Linked DNA regions of Homo sapiens: regions 2, 3, 4, 5 and 6 are each linked to region 1. A link is a contact called in ENCODE Hi-C or POLR2A ChIA-PET data. All regions are on one chromosome and are shown on one strand. The core of a region is the stretch at or near the end of the contact, and the rest is flanking DNA. Distances in the headings are between cores, read along the strand shown. Region 1 holds the start of LINC01686 (long intergenic non-protein coding RNA 1686). Region 2 has its middle 43 kb from the start of IER5. Region 3 holds the start of KIAA1614. Region 4 has its middle 16 kb from the start of IER5. Region 5 overlaps COLGALT2 (collagen beta(1-O)galactosyltransferase 2). Region 6 overlaps RGL1 (ral guanine nucleotide dissociation stimulator like 1).

What was found. A loop is a pair of places that touch in the nucleus more often than their neighbours do. ChIA-PET counts read pairs that join two places held with the same protein, here RNA polymerase II (POLR2A). Pooled maps may share reads with other maps.
Region 2: a map with no recorded cell type shows a loop between it and region 1 (6-fold over the local background). The contact joins the enhancer-like site here to the promoter of LINC01686 in region 1. A Hi-C loop is called at or near these places in 12 of 37 single-sample maps with no recorded cell type and 9 of 50 pooled maps. POLR2A ChIA-PET finds 5 or more read pairs at or near these places in 1 of 52 experiments (activated CD4-positive, alpha-beta T cell).
Region 3: a map with no recorded cell type shows a loop between it and region 1 (4-fold over the local background). The contact joins the promoter of KIAA1614 here to the promoter of LINC01686 in region 1. A Hi-C loop is called at or near these places in 2 of 37 single-sample maps with no recorded cell type and 1 of 50 pooled maps. POLR2A ChIA-PET finds 5 or more read pairs at or near these places in 1 of 52 experiments (naive thymus-derived CD4-positive, alpha-beta T cell).
Region 4: a loop to region 1 is called in a pooled map, with 7 times the contacts of the local background. The contact joins the enhancer-like site here to the promoter of LINC01686 in region 1. A Hi-C loop is called at or near these places in 1 of 168 maps with a recorded cell type or tissue (naive thymus-derived CD4-positive, alpha-beta T cell), 1 of 37 single-sample maps with no recorded cell type and 11 of 50 pooled maps. POLR2A ChIA-PET finds 5 or more read pairs at or near these places in 1 of 52 experiments (A673).
Region 5: a loop to region 1 is called in a map of CD8-positive, alpha-beta T cell, with 2.6 times the contacts of the local background. The contact joins the enhancer-like site here to the promoter of LINC01686 in region 1. A Hi-C loop is called at or near these places in 1 of 168 maps with a recorded cell type or tissue (CD8-positive, alpha-beta T cell) and 6 of 50 pooled maps. POLR2A ChIA-PET finds 5 or more read pairs at or near these places in 1 of 52 experiments (activated T-cell).
Region 6: a map with no recorded cell type shows a loop between it and region 1 (6-fold over the local background). The contact joins the enhancer-like site here to the promoter of LINC01686 in region 1. A Hi-C loop is called at or near these places in 4 of 37 single-sample maps with no recorded cell type and 2 of 50 pooled maps. POLR2A ChIA-PET finds 5 or more read pairs at or near these places in 2 of 52 experiments (CD4-positive, alpha-beta memory T cell and GM12878).

Annotation. Positions count from the first base shown.
Region 1 is chr1:182,613,818-182,616,517 of GRCh38, forward strand. LINC01686 (long intergenic non-protein coding RNA 1686) reads left to right here and starts at 1,323. Exons shown (of 1, transcript NR_036490.1): 1 at 1,323-2,700. RefSeq lists enhancers at 1,048-1,945, 1,974-2,522, 2,416-2,525, 2,523-2,700.
Region 2 is chr1:181,129,949-181,132,707 of GRCh38, forward strand. No RefSeq gene overlaps it. Among named protein-coding and RNA genes, the nearest start is that of IER5, 43 kb to the left of the region's middle. RefSeq lists enhancers at 314-393, 644-753, 1,963-2,142, 2,173-2,222. Within about 2 kb of position 1,508, at least 3 of the 41 ENCODE cell types and tissues checked have a DNase peak (open chromatin) inside an H3K27ac peak, as active enhancers do.
Region 3 is chr1:180,911,535-180,914,234 of GRCh38, forward strand. It overlaps KIAA1614, which reads left to right and starts at 1,363. Exons shown (of 9, transcript NM_020950.2): 1 at 1,363-1,759. The coding sequence starts at 1,710. LINC02816 (long intergenic non-protein coding RNA 2816) reads left to right here. Exons shown (of 4, transcript NR_185877.1): 4 at 1-2,522. RefSeq lists a silencer at 1,159-1,458.
Region 4 is chr1:181,103,514-181,106,213 of GRCh38, forward strand. No RefSeq gene overlaps it. Among named protein-coding and RNA genes, the nearest start is that of IER5, 16 kb to the left of the region's middle. RefSeq lists silencers at 1,427-1,486, 1,507-1,996, 2,257-2,306 and an enhancer at 1,840-2,700. Within about 2 kb of position 1,263, at least 29 of the 41 ENCODE cell types and tissues checked have a DNase peak (open chromatin) inside an H3K27ac peak, as active enhancers do; they include A673, where a contact is called at or near this core.
Region 5 is chr1:183,955,545-183,958,272 of GRCh38, forward strand. All of the region lies in intron 6 of COLGALT2 (collagen beta(1-O)galactosyltransferase 2), which reads right to left. Among named protein-coding and RNA genes, the nearest start is that of COLGALT2, 81 kb to the right of the region's middle. RefSeq lists a silencer at 288-452. Within about 2 kb of position 1,272, at least 5 of the 41 ENCODE cell types and tissues checked have a DNase peak (open chromatin) inside an H3K27ac peak, as active enhancers do; they include CD8-positive, alpha-beta T cell, where a contact is called at or near this core.
Region 6 is chr1:183,841,486-183,844,227 of GRCh38, forward strand. All of the region lies in intron 2 of RGL1 (ral guanine nucleotide dissociation stimulator like 1), which reads left to right. Among named protein-coding and RNA genes, the nearest start is that of RGL1, 38 kb to the left of the region's middle. RefSeq lists an enhancer at 303-352. Within about 2 kb of position 1,252, at least 18 of the 41 ENCODE cell types and tissues checked have a DNase peak (open chromatin) inside an H3K27ac peak, as active enhancers do; they include GM12878, where a contact is called at or near this core.

The DNA.
Region 1 (2,700 bases), core at 73-2,572:
TGCATGCCTGAAAATCTGTATAATAAAAAGTTGGGGGAAACGCTTTAAAGGCTGCCCCGTGACAACATGGATTACCTCTTTCTCTATTTCCCTAATATTGTGCATTATCAACAACTTAATCACATTTCATTGTAATTATGTGCTAAGAAACTTTCTCCCATAGGCTGTGTAAAAGTACAGTAGCTGCACACAGTAGGCACTCAATAACTGCTTGCATGCCTGAATATCCTCTCCTATGAGGCTGTCCTTGAGAATTAATAAGCCACCGGAGTGGGAAGACGCCAGAGTTAACCATACACTACCCTTTGATGCTTCATTCTTCATAACACAGAAGCTCATGAGCGAGCACAGGAAAGGCGCCGTGCCTGGGAGGAAAGACAATAAATGGCTATGGACTGAATGACAGCTCAGTTTAAAACTCAGGAGATCCAGCCTCTGTGGTCATATGATTAACTGGCTGTGTGACCATGTCCAAACACTAACCTCTCTGTGCCTCTGTTTTCTCACTTGCAAACAGGGAGTAATAATGTGTCTTGGCCAATAAGTGGAGAAAAGTGTTTTGAGGCCGGGCGCGGTGGCTCAAGCCTGTAACCTTAGCACTTTGGGAGGCCGAGGCGAGCGGACCGCCTGAGCTCCAGAGTTCAACACCAGCCTGGGCAACACGGTGAAACCCGCTCTCTACTAAAATACAAAAAAAAAAAAAATGGCCGGGCGTGGTGTCGTGCGCCTGTAATCCCAGCTACTCGGGAGGCTGAGGCAGGAGAATCGCTTGAACCCGGGAGGCGGAGATTGCAGTGAGCCGAGATCGCGCCACCGCACTCCAGCCTGGGCGACAGAGCGGAGGCTCCGTCTCCAAAAAAAAAATAAAATAAAATAAAAGGAAAGTGTTTGAAAAGTGCTTAAGTGCTCTGAAAAGTCTGAGATGCTGTGCAAATAGTGCGGCATTATCCTTATTTTTGTTATTAAAATGAGCGAGACTTGCCCTGACCAGCGACGAATTGACTCACTCAGTTTTGGGGGAGGGGGCGGAGGAGTGGGAGGAGCGGGAGGAGAGGGGCCACGCTTGTCTTCTCCGAGGGATGGGAATTTCCACCCAGCTGGAAGTAATAAGCGCCCGAGGCTCGGGCCTCACTGTCTCCACCCCCGCTTTCCCTTTCCTCTGACCAAGTGACAACTGCTCGGAAACAGACAGGACAGAGAATCTTAAAATAGAGCAGCAAATATCCGCGGCTCGCCGCCCCGGGCTCTGTGGCACCATCAGCAGCTTGCGCAGGACACAGACGTCGGCTCACGCGCCGCAGCCCTCGGCCCCGGAAGAGCCGCGGCCGCGGAGCAGCGAACGCGTGCCTGCCAGGGAAAAGCAGTCACCAGGAACGCGGCGTTTTGGTCGGCTGCCCATCGCCAGCCCTGTCCGCGCGAGATGCCCTGCTCCGAAGCTCTTGTGAGCTCCGCGGCCTGCGGCTCCGGAAGGCGAAGCTCTTCCAGGAAGCAGCGGCGGCCCCACTGGCCCTCTCAGGCTGCGGAGAAAGGGCGGGAGGCCGCGGGGCTCTCCAGGACTCAGTGGTTTCGGAGAAACTCGACTTCCCAGGCTCGGAGGGCCAGTTTGGGATTGTTATAGAACAAAACGTGGGCGGCATAAAGTGCTCCGAAGTGGAGATCACCTTGAAGACTGGGCCCTTGGCTCTGTGACCCAGCAGACCCGAAATTCCAATCTGGCAAACTTTCAGCCTGACCCTTGGGAAAGGATCGCTCCCAGAGTGTGGGGGTGGAGGTGATGGGACAAAGATCTTAAAATCCTGAAAAACAACCGTTATTCTCAACTGAATTTCTGCTAAGTGCATCCATTCATAAACAGTACGTGCCTGGCGCTCTTTACGTGTATTAACTGGTTTAATTCCCACAACCTTAAGTAGGGGCTGTTAATCTCACAATTGTAGAGCCACCATTCAAAGCCAGGCAGTCTGGCCCCAGCCTCTGTGGGCTTAACCACTACCCGCCGCCAAGCAGCTCCTAGGAGCCTGGCAGGGAAAGGCATGGTGACGACAGCAGACGAGGTCCCTCAAGTAGCTTGCATTCTGGAAGCGAAGAAAGATCATGAACAAGTTTCAAATTGGTAAAATAATTGTCAGTGGAGATTCATCCCATAAAGGAATTGAGTAAAAGGAAGAACTACTTTCAGTAAGATGGTTTGGGTTGGAGTTTCTGTTCATAAGGGCAGAAATGGACTCTCTCTGACTTAAAGAGAAAAAACTTTGTTAAGAGTTTGGGGTAACCCACAGAATTATCAGGATGTCTCAGAATACAGACAAGAACAAAGGGAGGCTCCGCAGCCAAAAGTCCCTCCTCTAAACCACTTTGATGAGGACCAAACAGGTGCTACTGCTGAAAGCTAGACACCACATCCTACTCCACAACCAACGCTGGAACTCCCCAGACACCCCGCTGGCTCTGCCGCCCCTAAACCGGATGCGGCAGCCACCGCGGACCCCACAGCGGATTCTCCACCACCCCATTTCTTTGCATTGCATCACCACCTCCAGAGTGTGCCTAATTGGCACCCCGCTGCTTCTGATGCAAAACTCCAAGCTGTACTGGGCAAACGCGCAGCCTCTGGCACCATTCCCAGTGCTGCTGAGCATACAGACCTGAGCACAGCGGAGGGGGAGGGCTTGGTGGGGAGGGGGACTTACAATTCATCCA
Region 2 (2,759 bases), core at 258-2,757, 1.5 Mb before region 1:
GGTGTGGTTAGCCCAAAATCTGCCAAGTCATCTGCATAAGGCCTTATCAGGGTCTGTCTTCCAGTCCCATCTGGAAAGTACTGTCCTTGAAGTGGGAAATCTTTGCAAATGAACGCACGACTGAGGCACTGGGAGAGCACACTAGGCATGAGAAAGTTGAGTGTGACTGATTTAGTGCATGTAGGTCCATTTAACATCAACCAAGTGTCAAGATTTTTTTCTTCCACCATTAAGTTCACTTGAAGATCACAGGCTGGCAGCTCTAGGAAGCACTTTGCAGCTCCAGTGCTGGTGTGGGGGTGCTCCATCCTGCCTCAAAATGTCCCTGCAGTGGTTCAGCCCTGCTGGGCTCTGGAGGAGAATGTGCCTTAGACATGCTCCCCGAGGAGCCATGGGGAGCAGGGCAGGCCACGGGGGAAGCAATTGCTGCCAGCGGGGCACGCTCACCTTGAGGAAGGGCAGGCTGCGGCTCAGAAGATCCCTGAGCAAGGTCACCAGATGTGGCCAGCGGACAGCTGACAGCAAGCAGAGATCTTGGGAGATGTCTGTTCGTGTGCATCTGCAGACAGGCTCACAGCTGAGCCACCTGAAGAAGGGCTAGAGATGACTTGCAGCAACTGCTGTGTATCGAGCACTTACGACGTGCAGGGCTTTGCACGGCAGGTGGTCCCAATCAGTCCTTGCAGCACCCTTGAGAAGGATGAAGAAGCCGTGGCCCAGAGAGGCTAAGGGACTTGCCCACCATCACACAGCCAATAAGGGGCGAAACTGCTCTCCAAACTGTGGCCAGGGGTCAACAAAGGCTGGGCCTGAAGGAGTGCAGTGGAGGAGGGGCACAGCTGGTGGGGGTGTCAGGGAGGGTTGCATGGAGGAGGCCTTGAAGAATGAGCAGGACATTGACTCTTGGAAGGGTGATATTTCTTCCAAATGGAGAAAATAGCAGGCACCAAAGCACAGGGCCTATTTTGGGATCTGAGAAAAGGGCAGATTGTGGAGTGCTGTTTGGAAGAGTCAGGCCAGGGAGGCATGTTGTCCATTTGTGGAGTCTTTTTTTTTTTTCCATTCTCCATTTATTCATTTATTTATTTATTTATTTATTTATTTATTTATTTATTTATTTATTTGAGATGAGGTCTCACTATGTTGCCCAGGCTGGCCTTGAACTCCTGGGATGCGGTGATCCTCCCACCTCAGTCTTGCTAGTAGCAGGGATTACAGACCTGTGCCACATCACCTGGTTCATTGTATGAAGTCTTAATGCCACTCGGGGAGGCTGTATTTTCTTTATAGGGGTGGGGTCTGATGATGGTTTTGATGAGGGAAGTCCCATGGGTGGGCCTGTCCTGGCAGTGGCCTGAGGGGTTGGAATGCAGGGGAACAAAGAGCAGCAGGGCTGAGGCAGAAAAGCACTGTGGGGGCACAAAGATGGAGGGGTGGTGAGGAGGCCGCATCTACAGGGACACTGGGTGGGGACAGGGGATGAGTGGGTGAGAGTCGGGGCCTGAGAGGATTCAAAAGTGACTGAAATGATGATGGAGGGGTTATTTATAGAAATGGGGAAGTCACAGAGAGAAGGTGCCTTTGAGTCGGGGAGGGGACGGGAAGAAGAAGGAGGGAGTGGATTTTTATTTTGAACCTGGTGGTTGTCAGTGGTTTGCTGGACCTTCGGGGGGGCCAACAGTGAACAGCAGGGGCTCCCTGATAATCAACCCTAAAACCTTGTCTGGAACATGTTCAGCTTCTTCCTTGCCCACCCTCCTCCCACCCCGCCAGGTGCTGAGCTCACCCTTTGTGATTCTTGGCCTTACATTCTGCACCTCCCAGTGGCACTGGAACCTTGGATGCCCCGGGGAGCTGCAGGGCCCCAGTGACCAGCTGGTGCTGAGGGTCAGAGACTGCGACTGTGCAGGCCATGTCTGCAGGTGCTCCCCTGTGCAAGGCCTCCAGGGGTGGGGGTGTCCCTCAGACCTTCAGGGAAGTTGCTGATAAAGAATTTCCTTAGAGGGGGTAAGTCCCCCTCCCAGACCCAGCAAGGCCTTCTCTCTGTTTCCCCGGAAAAACCTCTTCCATCCTTCCGAAGCTCCAGGCCTTGTGGGTGTGACAGCGTGCCTGGATCCAGAGGCAGCAGGGGAAGGGGGAGACATTTTGGTTCAAGGGGCCATGGCAAAGGCACTGCCTGGCAGATGGAGGAGGGAGCTTCCTGCTGCTGGAGTGGCCGTCCTGGCTGTGAGTATCCTGTCCCCTCCACCCACCTGTTCACCTCCTTTTTTTTTTTTTTGAGATGGAGTCTCACTCTGTTGCCCAGGCTGGAGTGCAGTGGCGTAATCTCGACTCACTGCAAGCTCTGCCTCCTGGGTTCACACCATTCTCCTGCCTCAGCCTCCCGAGTAGCTGGGATTACAGGCGCCTGCCACCACGCCCAGGTAATTTTTGTATTTTTTTTTTGAGACAGAGTCTTGCTCTGTTGCCCAGGCTGGAGTGCAGTGGCTCGGCTCACTGCAAGCTGCGCCTCCCGGGTTCACGCCATTCTCCTGCCTCAGCCTCCCCGGCAGCTGGGACTACAGGCACACGCTGCCACGCCCGGCTAATTTTTGTATTTTTAGTAGAGACGGGGTTTCACTGTGTTAGCCAGATGGTCTCGATCTCCTGACCTTGTGATCTGCCTGCCTTGGCCTCCCAAAGTGCTGGGATTACAGGTGTGAGCCACTGCGCCCAGCCTAATTTTTGTATTTTTAGTAGAGACGGGGTTTCACCATGTT
Region 3 (2,700 bases), core at 113-2,612, 1.7 Mb before region 1:
CAAGATATCAGGATATCAGGACACTCCTAAGTCTGGGTCTGTTTAGCAAACGTTATTAATTTGTTCTCTTAACCGTAAATATCTAGAAGCTGGGTATAGCTAACTCACTGGGAATGTGGCCCAGCAAGTCCCAGCCTCATTTTCCTCGCCCTCACACAAGATGGAGTCGCTCTGGTTCGAAGCCTCTGACGTAACCTTGGGCCTGTACTGTGACACAGAGGGTTTGCACTGGATAATCTCTCAAGCTCCTAGATTGCCAAGACGCCAGTCCACTCACAGCTCCCCAGGCTCCGCTCTCCTGTTGCCCTGCCAGACGCCCCTTCCCCCACCTTGTGCAGAGTAACCCCCTCCTGACTCAAGAGGCAGCCCCTCTAGAAAACTTCCTTCCCCTCCTCCCCTGCCCCGGTACATATTGCGCGGCCCTTACTGTTGCTGTGTCTGTCCTGTCATCTGGAGGTGCACAACTACCCCATGCTTCACAGTGAAGCCAGTCGGCTGAAGGAAAGATGAACGGGCACTTTCTCTTTGTAGAGATTTCCGGAATCTCCTGAGGCCACTTTTATTGCTTCCCGTCTTTGTGAAAAAATAGGCTTGGAAATAGGTGAGGCTCGGTCACCCCCTCTGGGTGGAAGGAGAAAGCAAGCTCCGTCGGTTTGGGCCGCGGCTGCAGGGAATGCCCCTGGTTGCGACCCCCGTCCCGCGCTGGGGAAAGTGATCTGCTCGAGAGCCCCCAGGACCCTGAGAACCGGTCCCCACCCAAGGCGGCGGCGGGCAATTCCGGCACCGCGGCAGACGGGATGCGCGGAGCGCGTTCCCTCCGGGTTTCCCTCACGCCTCTGGAGAGCGGGAACCAACGACCTTGACCTCGGAGGAAACGGCTCTACGGAGCGATGGACGGCCCCACAGAGAGGGCGGCCGGCTCCTCTGGAAAACTTGTCCACACAAAAGGCATTCCTCAGCTTCCACCCCGAAAGGCGAGCCCTGGGTGTAGGGTTACCAGCGGCGCGCGGAGCCCGCCGAGAACGTGGTGCGCCCCCAGCTCCTGCCCGCGCTCCCCGGCCTCCGTGCGCCCCGCGCGCCTCCGCTCTTGCGCCCGCTTTCCCGCGGGGAAGGGGCCACCGCCCTGCGAGGCTGGCGGCCGCCCCGTCGTCCCCAAGCTCGGGGCCGCCCTGGACTTCCATCCCGCGCCTCTGACGGCCGGGGACACTCGCTCCCTGGGCCGCGGCTCAGGAGAGGCGGCCCCGCGGGGCTCCGGGCGGGGTGGGAGGCCGAGGCCCGGCTCCTCCAGCCCCTCCCGCGGCCCCACCTCTCCGCGCTCGGCTCCCTCTGCCCAGCGCGGGCCGGGAAGGCGCGGGCTTGGCCGCTCTTCCCCTCCACGGCAAAGCCGTGAACGGACAGCTGATGCCACTTCCTTCCCTGCCAGCGCCCTCCCTGCCCGACCCCGCTTCCCGTCCTCTCGCCGGGAGGGAGTGCGGCCCGTGGGGCGCTGCGCCGGCCAGACCCACCCGGGGCCCGGGGGCTGCCAGCAGAGCCGGGAGCTGGCCCGGCCTCGGCGCCGTCCCGGACCCCCAGTCGGCCGCGCCCCGAGGGGCGAGGCCTGCGGGCCGCACTCCCTCCGGCCCCGGATTCGGGGCTGGAAGTCCCTCCCCGAACCCAGCAGCTGGCCTGGGAGGGAGAAGGGGCTGGAGAGGGCCTGGCCTCTCCGAGGGATGGAGGGGACAGAGGCGGCGGCGGCCAAACCCGCGGGCGGCAGCCCCCAGTGAGTATAGAGGAGGCAGCGCCGGGCCGGCCGGGCGGGGGTGGCGGACCGGCGGGGCGGAGGAGCGGGGAGCCCAGGTCGCCCCGGCCACTGGGAAGCGGGCCTCCCACGGGCTCGGAGCTGGAAGGGTCGTGGGGAGGCCCGCCCTTCACGTCCATCTTCGTTTGGCCCCTCTGAGTTAGGGGAAATACATCACAGTGCTTGGGCCATAGAACCAGGCAGCTCCGAGCTGACCGATCTTCCCGAAAGCCCGTGCCCAGGGGACTCCAGTGGGAGGGTCTCATTCTTTAAGGTCTCTGGCGTGCTGTTCCAGAGTTTACCCATCAACAATTCTTACTTTAATTTTTTGGAGCCAGGGTCTCGCTCTGTCGCCCAGGCTGGAGTGCAGTGGTGCGATCATGGCTCACTGCAACCTCGACCTCCCGGGCTCAAGCCCGGCCTCCTCTGGCTTCAGCCTCCCCAAAAACAAAAAGTTATTTTAACTTAACAGAAATTGCTCATATTACATTCTAATCCCCTGTTTTCTGGATTGGACTTTAGAGGAGAAGAAGGAGATGCAAAGAGAAACTTGCTGCATTCTAGATTAACTCATAGAACAAATTATTTCTGTCCTCCTAAAGATAATCCTTAAACTTTACTGGCTTAAAACTGGTGTGACATTTCGCATTATATGTGTATTTTGCTTTATAAAATATGTGCATTCCTGAAAGCTTGTGTATAAATTGAATTGTAATAAACGACTACAGAGAGACTTGCCATTTAAGAGAATTTTATGGTGAATACTTGGTCCGTGTTACGAAGTGGATAACTCCTAATTTGTAGTGTATACACATAAGGATTTTTATGCACAAAGTTTACTTCAAGGGGGGGGGGACATCTAGATGTGTGATATTAAAGTTGTATTTTTCTCAGAAGGTAGAATCAATATTAAAACGCTGTGG
Region 4 (2,700 bases), core at 13-2,512, 1.5 Mb before region 1:
AAAACGCCAGGTGGTGGAGGTGGTAGGAGGGGCGCTTAGCTCCAAGCGAAGACATATTTGTCTTAGTCTGCTCTGGCTGCCATAACAAAATATCACAGAGTGGTTTAAGCAAAAAAATGTATTTCTCATAGTTCCGGAGCCTGGAAATCTGAGATCAGGGTGCCAGCATGGTCAGGTTCTGTTGAGGGCTTTGTTTCTGGCTTGCAGATGGCCGCCTTCTTGCTGTACCCTCACATGGCAGAGGAGAGAGCGAGCTCCTAAAGACCCTATTTCCAGATATAGTCACATTAGGGGTTAGAGCTTCAACACATATGAATTTTGGGGAAGCATATCCATTCCACAGCAATGCTGAAGGAGATTCATCAGCACATAGCCCTTCAGTCCTGTTCCCACCTCCTACAGCTTGCAAATCTGAAGCACCCCACCAACTCCGTATTGCAACTACAGTAATCATGACTTGTATACCAATTTATAGATGTTTCAATAACTAAAGCATTTGTATAACATATCCTATGGCTTACGAAGAATATTTCATACAGTCTAATCTCATTTTCACAACTATCATCTCACAGATGAGAAAAGCAAGGCCCCAATGGCCAGCCCAATCTTATTTCCAGGTCCTTTAACTGTATACCTTCAAACTCTTTAGGCCACACCAAAGTACTCGGTTGTAACCACTTCAAAGAAAACAGGGCTCTAAGAGCTGGTGAAGTCTAAACTCTTCAGTTCCTCCACTGTGACCACAGCTGACCGTCTTTACTTGTTCTATTCGCTCCCATATGAATCCTTTCTTTGTGCTCTAGAATTTTATGGAGTGGAAAATATATATGGAACGAGACAACATTCTTAGAGGAAAGGACTTTACAAATGCGAAGTATTAATATTTTGTTTGATATGGGCACTATTTTCAAAGGACCCTGCATACTTTCTGTGTTTCTTTGGGATGCCCTGCCCACCCAGGACAACTGAAGGAGCCGCTCTGGTTTTAATTGCAGCAATTCACCAGACAGTTTAGAACTTTCTACGTGCCAGGGCCTCTGTCCCCTGCAAAAGCTCACATTCCAAACAAGTCAGGTGTAGGCTCCGCTCCTAGAGAGGGACGGTGTGAACAGAGCTAACTGGGTCGGCCTCTCTCCTTCCGACCTCCTACTCCCCTCCCAACACCTCCTCGCCCAGAACGTCTCAATTCTGACCCAGACACCCTGGGAGGCCGAGAGGCTCCTTTTGGATCTGCAATACACCCTCCTCACCACAACCAACAGACAAAACGCGCGAGTGCCGTGCAAGGTGGAAACCCTTCCCTCCGGGGGGCGATCGCCCCAGTAGGGTGAAGCAGGCCTCTTTGTTCACGGGATGCCTCGCTAGCAAGCCGGCGGCGGGGGCGTTCCCTGGACCGTGAGACCCCGGCTCCCGAGGACGCCTCCCGTGCCGCCGCTTCCCTCAAGCCCAGTGCCGCCAGCGGCCAGAGCTCCGGATTCCTGCCGCCCCCAGCCCACCGGCAAGAGCTGGCTTCATTTTCCCAGTCCCCCTTTCATCTGGCCGCACAGGCAGAGCACCGTCCGCTAAGGTCTCCTCCCATCCCAGCAGGAAGGGCGGGGAGACCCGCGGAGGATTTAAAGGGGCGCGGAGGTCAGGAGGGCTGGGGGCGGCTCCGCGGAGAAAATGGGGCGCGCTCGTCCTCTCCCGCAGCCTCGGCCGCCGCGAAGCTTCCTCCCAGCTCCCGCCTTTCCGGGCCCGGCGGGCCGAGGGGGAAGGGAGGCTTCCTGCGCCGGCGCCCGCGGCTGCCCCAGTGAGGTCCCGCCCGAGAGCAGGCCCAGGCGGGGGCTGGGCGCGCGGCGCGGCGCTGCGGGCTGGAGGGCGGGGGCGGGGCCCGCCGCTTTTAGAGTCACCTCCCGCGCGCCGCGGCCGCCGTTGCCAGGGTGACCGGGGGAGCTCCGTTGTGGGGAGGCGGCCGCGGCGGGTACCGGTGGGCGGAGCTCAGCGGGCGGGGCGGGGCGGGGCGGGGGCGGGGGGAGCTTCCTCGTCGTCATGGGAACGGCGCAGTTATTTCCAGCCCCCGGGCCGTGCCAGTGGCGCGGTGCCAGGATGCGAGAGTATTGCAGGACAGCGGCAATCTGCTGCGACCTGGGACATAACAATGCGCCCCTTCTGCAGCGCTGGGCCCGCCGGCGAGAGGTCTCGCTGGTCTGAGGGGCTGGGGCCGCCCCCGCGCGTCGTGTCTCCTCTCGGCGCTCTTCGGCTCGGAGCCTGGCGGCTCAGCGCGCTCCCGGCTGCACGTGCTGCCCCCGCCGCCGCCCACGCCAGACAAAGCGGGGCCCTCCCGGGCGTGTTTCCTAGGCGCCCCCTTCCCTCGATGAACCCTTTGATTTCTTCCTTCTTCTCTCTCACTTCGTTCCAGCCCCCTCAACTGCCTCCTGGAGCGCCTTTTTTGTGTGCTCGCCATCTCACGTTTGGCCCTCTCTCCAAAGCTCTGCCTTCACGAACGCCTCCATTTGACCTTCCCCCTCCGCCACTCTCTGGTCTCCTTTGGTAGCTTTATCATTACATTTGATGGAAGGGCGACTCTCCCCTCTCCTATTTTCAGCTCCACATTACCTTTTGTATTGTCCTCTCCCCTTCCTATTGGCATCTTCTTTCTGTCCTTGCCCTTTTCAAGACTCTTCCAGAAACTCTCTTGATGTCTCTGCCTCTTTTCACGGT
Region 5 (2,728 bases), core at 22-2,521, 1.3 Mb after region 1:
TTCTTCAATAATGAAAGTTTTATTTATTTGATACTCTAAAAAAGCTTCCTTTGCAAACTATGTATTTTAAAGTTTGGAAGTAATATTGGTTAAGAAACCTGAAAAGGCCTTGAAGAATGTTTAGTATTATAAAAATTCAAAGTCCTCGAAGAATGTTTAGTATTATACAAATTCAAAGTCCTCATTTGATTTTCCTTAAAGGGATAATACAAAGAAAATTTAAAATGATAGCTGGTAACTGGGTTGTTGAAAGAACTATGGGTAATGGCCATGACTACTGTAACGTATCTGTTCACCTCTATTCCAGGCACAGGAGAGGAATACACTCTCTTGCCCTTGAAGTTACTCAGGGCTATATGACTTTCTGGGGAAAGTTTATAGTGTGGTGCTGCTGCTCCACTCTCCAAGGGCTCCCCCGACACTGCCCTTGGTCCCACCACTGTGCTCATAGCGGCATGTGTGGATATGGATAGCAGATGTGAATTGGAAGCAGCCTGGAACATTGCATCAACACATGAAGGGCAGCTCCCAGGAAAGACACCTGCTCTGCAGACTTGGATAGCAAGAAATAAGCCATTGTTGTATGAAGCCAATCAGATTTTTATATTCCAGCATAACTTTGCCCATCCTGAGATACTGTCCAAAGGGTATGATCTGTTTAACTTCACTGAAATATTATAGAGAAATCCTGACATCCAATTTTACTTATTGGCGAATGATGTGAAATTCTAGAACGTAGTGAGACAGAGTTCTTAGGCCAAACACAAGAGCTGGTCTCATTACTTCAAACTTGACACTTACAGTCATATTTCTGTGCATATGCAGTGCATGTCTTTGTCTTCCCAATAGCAGCCGAGAATATTCTGGTCCTTTCTGCTCCACTCCACTCCTTATTAGTTTCTTTTAAAATCAATAGGGAGGGTCCACCAGGTACACGGTTAGGTTTTTAAGAGAAAGAAGCTTAATGTACCAGCTTCCTCCTGTTCATGATATTGTCTGAGGAGCTGTCTCACTCTCCCTCCTGGGGCCTGAGACTTGGGAAGATGTTATATTTTGAGTTACCCATTCTAGGCTGCTGGTCTCCTTTGGACTCACATGGCCTGTGTGGCTTTAACATTTCAGCCAAAGAGACTGCTTTTAGCCACTTTGTTTCCATCAAACATAGGCAGTCATTGCATTCACAGGACAAGTGTTGCAAAAAAAAAGCCACAAGTGGTTGGCTCCCGAAAGTCATCACTGAGCAAAAATATCAGAGAAGTGTGCTTGGGTTTTGCCACTGAAGGCAGCAGTAAGCCACAGAGGAAAACAGGAAGTGATACAGTGAGTCAGACCTAAGAAACTTAGTCTGTGGGGAGAAGGATGTATCTTTGCTGACAACAGACTTGAAGGTTAGGTATATCCTGGCTTCTGTTTGTAGTCATTTCTGACTCCATCTTTCATAATTGATCTGGTCTCTCATTAAATCCCTTCCTGGAAATAATCCTTCCCTGTACTGCCACTTGGGACAATGGGCTTCATTGCTTTCGGGATAGTTTCAAGATCTAATGTGAATAATTACAGCCATTGTTACAGAGGTCTTATCACTCACAGAACCCAGAGTTCTGTGAGTGATATATATATATGTCACATATATACTTGACATATATAATCACATATATTTAATGTTCACATGTACCATGGGATATGTATGAGTGTCTCTATTTTTATAGACAAGGAAACAAACATTAAATAACTTGCCCAAGATCACAGAGCTGATAGAGCTGGTATTTGAACCTAGGTCCTACTCCTTTACCGGAGCTCTTAATTCCCATTCCACATCATCCCCAGAGCTAGTCCTTGGTGGCCACTGGTATTAGCCAACCAGGCAACTGGGCTGGGTCCAGAGTAGCTCATTTAAGCCCAGTCATGTCTGGAATAGTACATGATAGATTGTACTTGGATCAAATCCTACCGCTTCTTCTCTATAATTTCTCCTGAACTTCTTCCATTGTTGCAGCCTAGCTTGGGTCCTTACCCACTATGCCTGGGCTGTTTTTGATTTTTTTCAAACACTTACATGCTCTCAGTCTTTCCTATTCTAATTAATCATGCTCACTGTTGTCAAAATAATCTTCCGCCGCACAGCTCTGTTCTCAACTGTAACAGTCACACTCAACACTATATTTAAGGGCTTAACAGGTTGCTAGGTGTTTTCATAGTCACCATGTAATTTTATCTTCACTTTTTTGTGGTGGTTTTTTTTTTTTTTTTTTTTTTACAAATAAAGAAACTGAGACCAAGCCAGATGTAGACTTGTCCAAGGTCAAATACTGAGTGATTGGCAGAGCTGGAACTCAGTTTTAGACATAACTTCAAGTCCAATTATCTTAATAATTTTTACATGATGTACTGTTGTCTCAAAATGTCAATACTGAGAGCAGGTACCTGAGACTTCCTATCACCTTATGCTGTAATTTGCAAGAGTAATCTCCTCATGCTTTATAGACCATTTAAATCTAACATCTTTATAAGATCTGGCCTCCTGTCATTCATCTCCCGAAGGCAGCACATCCCCAAATTCTCTGTGCAGCTTCTAATGTACTAAATGAGTTATCACATGAAAAGAGATGGGCACAGTGCTTTTAATAAGTGTTAGTCATTGTCGTCATAACCCTTCTCCCACCTCACTCAAATTCTTCAACTCTGATTTCTAAAACTCCAGTCTACAATTCAGAAATTCCCTGACCAT
Region 6 (2,742 bases), core at 2-2,501, 1.2 Mb after region 1:
GTTTGCCACTATTTTTAATGGCAAAAGCCATAATCACCTTTGCACCAACCTAATAAAAGTTCACACAAGGCAGAACCTCATGTTGAGCTTGACATCATGGGCCCTAAAGTATTTTCTAGACTTTACCTTAACATCTCTGAGTGTCCTGTGTGTAAATAGTCACTGTAGTACTCAGGTGTATTGGCCTTGTCATGTTCTGCTGGGTGTCATTACATACATGATTTCTGCTGAGAGAATGATGCAAATTTTGTTGCATGGCAAAGAAATTTATGCAGTTGAGTAATATGGAGAGATGAGCAGAGCTTATTTGTGAGTCAGCTTGTGGGTTTTCCTATACAGGTGGAGTATCCTTAATCTTAAAACCGAAATTCAAAGTGCTCCAACATCCATGCTTATTGCAGTGTTTTGCAGTTTGGATTTTCAGAATGGGGATACTTGAATGGTAAGTATAGTGGGAATATTTCAAAATCTGAAAAATTCTGAAATCCAAACCACTTTCAGTCCCAAGAATTTGAGATAAAAGATCCTCAGCCTGTATTGTGGTGGTTTGTTGTTGCTGGATAGTGGTTGTAGGGCATATGAAAAGGAAGCATAAAACTTACTTTTGGTGTTTGGGGATGAATGTAGGGATTGGGTGTGGGTTTTAGATTTTTGGAGGGAGTTAACAGCTGGAATAGTACTCACTATTTACTTTGCTGCTCAGGCCAAGATGCCTGAGAACTGATATACTGAAGAGTGATCATGGTGTGGAGGACTCCATACTGTCTCCATCCTAATGAGGTTGTTTGCTTAACACGTTCCCTGTTAAACTATCAGATGACTGAATTATTATTTTGATTGAAGGGACTTTTTTTTTTTTTCAAATTAGAAACACCCAACTGGTTAACAGTTTATGTTTTAGAAGGTGAAAGAGTTTATTTTTCCATGACTGGAAACGGAATTGAAATATGGCATCTTTCATCTCTCACATGCCCTTTTTCCTCTCCGTCTCATGCCAAAATCGATAATTATGGAAATTACCTGGTAGGACACTTGGGCACAGTTTTAGATATTTACCCCATAGGACTCAGACATGTTCTCTTAGAAAAAGCTGGATTCTAAAGGCACAAAGATCAACCAAAAAAACAAACATGAAACATTTTTGTGGTCACAGTACCGTGATCTTGTCAGTAAAGCGACGGTCTATGATTAAATCCAGATTGAGCTGTTTCCTGTTAGCGTGCTAACCCACAGGACAGGCTCAGGCCTCCGTGTCTTGCTTTCTAAGTCTGGGTTATTAAGCACTTGTCTGACAAGGGTTCCACCCCTTTCGTCTTCAACTTAATAATTCAAAGTTACTAAGATAATATAAGCAAAAACAGGTCCTAAAGTCTCTTAAAACACTTACAGACCTATAGGAATCTTTTCTTGCAAAAATGAAACTTTTAACATTTTAGCTTCTCTTGTCGGGCCATATGGCAGAGTATTTTTTGTGTTTCCCCTCTGTACAGTTTCATTTCAAAATAATTTCAGTGGTAAGCAGATCATTTTAAGTTTTTGTTTCATAAGAAATGTACTCTATTTGAATGTTGGCAAATTAGAAGTCATCAGATCTTTCCCCTGCCATAATAAGCAGGTATTAGGATATTTAGCAGTTCTACAGAAAATGACATTAAGCAAATTCTCTGATAACTTAACATGCATTGTTATTTTGTGTGAGAATGATTGTAGGCACAAGAGCAATTCTATACTTATTTTATGATATTGTCATTGATGTTCACTTTGAAAATTATTTTTTAAATCTAAATTTTCAAAATATTTTATTAGTCTTCTGTTAGGTCATATGTGGTTCTTCCTAATGCACAGATGCAAACCCTGAGGAACAAATACTGTTAAAGGGACTTACAGGAATCATGTATGCATATTGAAATTTTTTCCGAGTAAGAAAGTACTGAAAGAGAGGGGCTGGGTTAATGAGAAACATAATTCCATTCCCAAGGGAGAACCCTGGCTTTCTGCCAAATCTCTGCTTTCTGGCAGGAAATGGGACCCACTTCATCAGGTCCTTTGACAAGCATTTTTCTCTGTGTTTGAATTTTGGGACACGTCAATACTCGGTGAAAAAATAGTTCTTTTAAATAATCATCACTTTTGATAAGAAGGATTTAGAATTAAAGTAGAGTTTCCATTGTAAGTAAAATAAGAATCGTCAAATTTCAACATTGTTTGGTAAGGGAACACTGTTATTATCACAAGGCGAGGAAGCTTGATTTAAATCAGAGTTTGACTATCCCTAACCACTGAGAAGCCATTCCTTTTATTGTTGTTAATATTTAACATTGAAGTATATTTTCATGTTTTTTTTTGTTTGTTTGCTTTTGAGATGGAGTCTCGCTCTGTTGCCCAGGCTGGAGTGCAGTGGCACAATCTCCAGCCCACTGCAACCTCCGCTTCCTGGGTTCAAGTGATTCTCCTGCCTCAGCTTCCTGAGTAGCTGAGACTACAGGCACGCACATTACACGTGGCTGATTTTGTATTTTTAGTAGAGATGGGGTTTTACTATGTTGGCCAGGCTGTTCTTGAACTCCTGACCTCAGGTGATCCACCCCCCTTGGCCTCCCGAAGTGCTGGGATTACAGGCGTGAGCCACCGCTCCCATCCTGAAGTATATTTTCTAACTGCTACTTTTGAATATCATGCAGGCTGACAATTATTTTGGCCAGGTCTTTTGAAGTGACAAGGTACAAAACACAAAACATCCTG